2 separate regions of the Mus musculus genome follow, and region 2 is linked to region 1. A link is a loop called in an ENCODE intact Hi-C map of the cell type or tissue named here. Cell type or tissue: left cerebral cortex. All regions are shown on one strand.

Region 1 (2,500 bases):
CTTATCTCTTTGTGAACCTGTACTCTATGGACATTTTAGAAGCAGTGAGACAAATAATTCCAGCTGGATTTTTAGTTAGGGTTTTAGAAAATGTATAGATTTAACTTGGGGAAGCTGACAATACCTCCATTTTTCTCTAATCATCTTATATTCTGTTAGACTTTTCTTGGAAGTAAACATACTCTGCCACTGAGCCACCCCATCCTCTTAAGATTTGTGAGGTCTTTATTGGCCATGTTCTCTTTTATATTCTCAAGTATTCATCTAGTGCTTTCTGTGTCTCTTAGCAATTTTTTTGTTTTGTTTTTTGCTTTTTGTTTTTGTTTTTGTTTTTTTGAGACAGGGTTTCTCTGTGTAGCCCTGGCTGTCCTGGAACTCACTCTGTAGACTAGGCTGGCCTCGAACTCAGAAATCCACCTGCCTCTGCCTCCCAAGTGCTGGGATTAAAGGCCTGTGCCACAATGCCCGGCCCGCCTGTTAGCATTTTTTATTGTTGTGGATCTTGAGCAATTTGTTTTACTTTGATTACGTAGGTATAGAAGAACACTGTTGGTTTCTGTGGTTTGTCTGTGTTGGACATTCTTGGTGAATCTTCCTTGTAAATTTGGTAGTTTGTTGGGTTTTTGGGGGCTTTTTAATTTGTGGGCAGTAACAGTTTTATCCCCTCCTAATTCTTTTGGGTTTTCAAGACAAGGGTTCTCTGTGTAGTCTTGGCTACCCTAGAACTAACTAGACTAGACTTGGCGTAAACTCAGAGATCTGCTTCTGCCTCTCGAGTGCTGGCATTAAAGGCATGCACTGCACCACCTGGTCCTTCTAATTCTTAAACCTTCTATCTTTGTGACAACATGAGTAAATCTAGATCAGCCTTCTCACAGACTACACTGTGGCCATGGGAGAGCCCTCATAGACAGAGTTTCATCCCTAGGGAGCTACACTTTTGGTCAGGAGGAGGTGAAAGTACCTAGTCACTGTAAAAATTGATTGATATGTATTCCACTTTTTGTGGCAGATGAGCCAGATAGCCGGAGCTGGCTGGAACAGCATGTAGTTCATCAGTACTGGACAACCAGGCGCTTCCGAATTCCACACAGTGCACATCTGCACTCCAATTTAGCTGCTGTCTGGTAAGCTAAACTTCTTGTTTAATATAATGACAGAACAAACTTTGATGGTTAAAAATACAACTTTGATTTGTGATTTAAATCAAGTCTGGAATTGTAAACTTGTTAGTTTTAAACAAGTGTAGTGGAATGTATGCAAGAGTGCACATAACATCATGGTGGTAATGAATTGAAGGTCTCAGACACATTAGACAGCACTGTTTTGCTGACCTAAGTCTTACCTCCCTTGAGTAATTTCTAATTAATTTTAATATCATGAAATTACTAACGGTACTATGTTTATCTTCATTTTAAGTAGATTGGTGTATGCTAGCCTGTATCTAATTTCCATTTGAGTGCACTTACTATAAAATTACACTAATTTTTTTAAAAAAATTGCATAGTTTTAAGCAGTTGATTGAATGACAAAACACAATTGTAATTGCTCTGAACATGCTTCACTAAAAAGATTCCAGTGAATCTGAAAAACGAATATAGAGTGAACTTAAGGCATTTATTGTGTTTATTTGTTCATTGCTGAGTATAAAGTTGCATATAGTCATTGAGACGAGTAATTTTACTTAAAACTTTTCTGTTGACCTTTGATGTTTGCTCTTTAATAGGGATCAACACCTGTACAGCAGTGACCCTCTGTACGTGCCAGATGACAGGGTGGTGGTTACTGAGACACAGGTCATTCGGGAGACCCTGTGGTAAGATGCATCAGCCTGGGAGGCTGTACTAGTGACAAGTAAAATTGTTTTCTTCTGTGTTTAAGGCATAGACTCAAGATGTTCATTCTACTTGGAGGCTAGCAACAGGCCTTAGGGATGAATTTCAGACTTTAGGTTTCACTGTGAAGCATGTGTAATTTTGATAAATTCTTTCCCGTTTTAAATAATTTGGGATCGAGTTAGACCATCATTTTTGAATATCTGAATTTAAAGCAAGGTTTGCTGTTGACTCTTTCACTTGAAATGTGTCTGTGAGAGTTGTCTATGCTTGTACCCAACACTGTGAGTCTACTGCAGCCTCTGATGAGGTCTAGATGGTACTAATATTCGATCAAGATTCTTACAGTTTTAAACATGCAGGGGTATCTTTGTATCTTAAGGAATTTAGCGGCTGTGTCTTTCTGTGTGTGTGTCTGTCTGTGTGTCTCGGGGCGGGGGTGGTGGGGTGATTGAACTTATAAATGATGGTGAGATAAATATCTTGAGTCTTAATCCTGTGAAGTTTGACACTCTTCCCATTTTCGTGCAATTGACCCATTTTGCCCCCCAATTCTGAATTTTCAAAATAAAATTCTCAACTATACTTTAATGATTATTTTAGTAGACTTCAAGCATATTGATCTTGATCTTTTTTTATTTCATTTCAGGTTACTTTCAGGGGTG
Region 2 (2,500 bases), 390 kb after region 1:
GGGTAGGCTTCACGTGGCATGACGTCCTTCTCACTCACATGGTGTGCTGCCTGCCTGGGCATAATAGCAAGGCATTTTTCCTTGGTGGATGCTGGATATTGGGATCAATCATGTCTTAGTCTGGTTTTAATTTTCATTCCCCATTCCTAATGTGTTCTTTGGGCTCCAGGACTTTTATCTCCCCATACTTCATTCTCTGTTTTAACTGTTGATTGTCAATTCATTTAGGATGTTGAAAGCCAAAATAAAACATCAGGCCCAGAGCCCCAGTCCTTGGATGAGTTCACCAGTCTGCTGATCCCTGATGACACCCGGGTGGTGGTGGAGCTGCTCAAGCTGTCAGTGTGCAGCAGGGCTGGAGACAAGGGCAGGGAAGTGCTTTCTGCTGTGCTGTCCGGCATGGGCACTGCCTACCCACAGGTGAGTGATGGGGAAGGCACACTACGTGGGGCCAGCTTTCTCTGCAAGAGCCACTGTTCTTCACACATGGTCTCTTCCTAGACTGCTTGCTCCGTGGACAGAGGTATAGAAGCTGTTCTTTAAAACAAAGTGTATCCCAGTTCTCCCCGTAGTTTCTTTTATCCATCTAGGACTGATTTATCTTTTCTTTAAAAAAGATTTGTTTCTTATAAGTGTTTGCCTGAGTATGTATGCATACATGGTACCTGAGGAGACCAGAAGAGGGTTTTGGCTCCCCTTGAATTGGAGTTACAGGTGGCTCTAAGCCACCATGTAAGCGGTAGGAACTAAACTTAGGTTTCCTACAAGAGTAGTAAGTGCTCTTAACCACTGAGACATCTCACTAGCTCTTGTTCTTTAAAAACAAAACCATTAGTTTTATTATGCTTTTTAGCTTATGTTTGGGGTCTGTGTCTCTGTGTCTGTGTCTGTCCCTGTATGTCTGTCTCTCTCTCTCAGTGTGTGTGTGTGTGTGTGTGTGTGTGTGTGTGTGTATGTGTACACTTTGTAGGAATTGTTTTCTTTCTCCTACGATATAGTCCATATAGTTACAGGGATTGAACTCAGGTCATTAGACTTGGAGACAAATCCTGCCTTGCCAACCCTGTATATCTTATTTTTACTGAATAAGTCCTTCTGTATACGTTTGCCTGTAGTTTGTTTTTAGATATTTGGCCAATATTGTTTTGCCATGCAAGAATTCTCATTTTTAGGTATACAAATCTGCCAATATTTTTCATGTCTATCTTCTGACAATATGCTAAAAATACATGACATTAATAATTATAATTCATTTCATTGTTTTAAAGAAATTTTCCTAATTTTTCTCCTGAGCATCTATATGATTTCATTTATTATGTTTACACTTTCAGCCATCTGCATTTTATCCTAATATAAAGAATAAAATATTGAGTGGTTCAGCTTAATTTTTTTAATATGTGGCAAAGCAGTGGCTCCAGCAATATTTGTGAAATAATTCATCCAGTGACTTGAAAACTATTTATTCTACTCTTAAATTCTAATATGCATTTGGATTTATTTACAGTCTTGTTTTATTTGAAATGATTTCTTTAAAAGTTTTTTATTATAATGTATATGAAAATGTATATTATTTATTATGTGTGTGTCATGGAACACATGTGGAGATTAGAGGGCAGTCTGCAGAAATTAATTCTCTACTTTCATTATATGGGTCCTAGGAATTTGACTCAGTTGCTCAGGCTAACAGTTGCAATCATCTTTAAATTGTCCTTGCAGAGGTGAGATGGATACTTGATGTCTTATCCTTATGTAATATTTGGGATTCGTAAATTAATTTATATAACTGTGCCTGTGTGGCAGTGATATCACTTTGTCACTAATGTAACTTTATTAAACTAAATTGTAATCTAAACATGAGGGAAATAGAGGAGAATAATCCTGGAAAACAGAAAGTGGGATTTTTCTTTGTATATTAAATTTGGGGACTGACAATATTGCTCTTATTCATGTCTTTTTAATTTTTAAATTTTATTTATTAGTGTGTGAAAGGCAGCATGACATGTATATGTGTGGAAGTCATAGAGCAGTTTGTAGAGTAATTTCTTGTTTTCTATTTTTGCATGGACTCCAGGTATCAAACTCAGTTTGTCAGGCTTACATGGCAAGTACTTTTGTAAACTGAGCCATCTATCTGGCTCAACCATGTTGGAGCCTGTGTTAAGATACTCCCTCTGCCATAGATGGGCCTGAGAGGATTGGTTGTTCCTGGTTCCTGCCCTTTGACCCAACTTGACTCACGCTGCTTTCTAGAATCTTGGTCATTATTATCAAATTTTTGCTCTTTCTCATGATATTTTTGTCCCCTAGGCTGACTTTTCTCACCAAGAAGTAATCTTGTCCAGGTATAGATGAGACTGTTATTATCACTGGTGTTTCAGTTTACGAATTGGCCTTAACTGAGTGTGTTTTTTGTGAGGCTCCTTCCAAATGCTTTCCTGTGGATAATTTTAATTCTCATAGTACCTTTACTGTGCCTTGATTTTATGTGTAAGAAAACCAG

The links. Peaks named below come from ENCODE experiments on the same cell type or tissue, not always from the same donor. Only the 100,000 strongest peaks of a DNase experiment are listed, where the experiment ranks them.
Region 2: it touches region 1 in a loop (4-fold over the local background); 4 of 42 quality-filtered maps call a loop at or near these places.

The regions. Positions count from the first base shown.
Region 1 is chr7:55,803,569-55,806,068 of GRCm38, forward strand. Tubgcp5 (tubulin, gamma complex associated protein 5) reads left to right here. Exons shown (of 23, transcript NM_146190.3): 7 at 1,013-1,127; 8 at 1,727-1,816; 9 at 2,485-2,500. Among named protein-coding and RNA genes, the nearest start is that of Tubgcp5, 11 kb to the left of the region's middle. In left cerebral cortex, no CTCF peak of the experiment used is centred here; no DNase peak of the experiment used is centred here.
Region 2 is chr7:56,193,982-56,196,481 of GRCm38, forward strand. Herc2 (HECT and RLD domain containing E3 ubiquitin protein ligase 2) reads left to right here. Exons shown (of 93, transcript NM_010418.2): 69 at 229-420. Among named protein-coding and RNA genes, the nearest start is that of Oca2, 45 kb to the right of the region's middle. In left cerebral cortex, no CTCF peak of the experiment used is centred here; no DNase peak of the experiment used is centred here.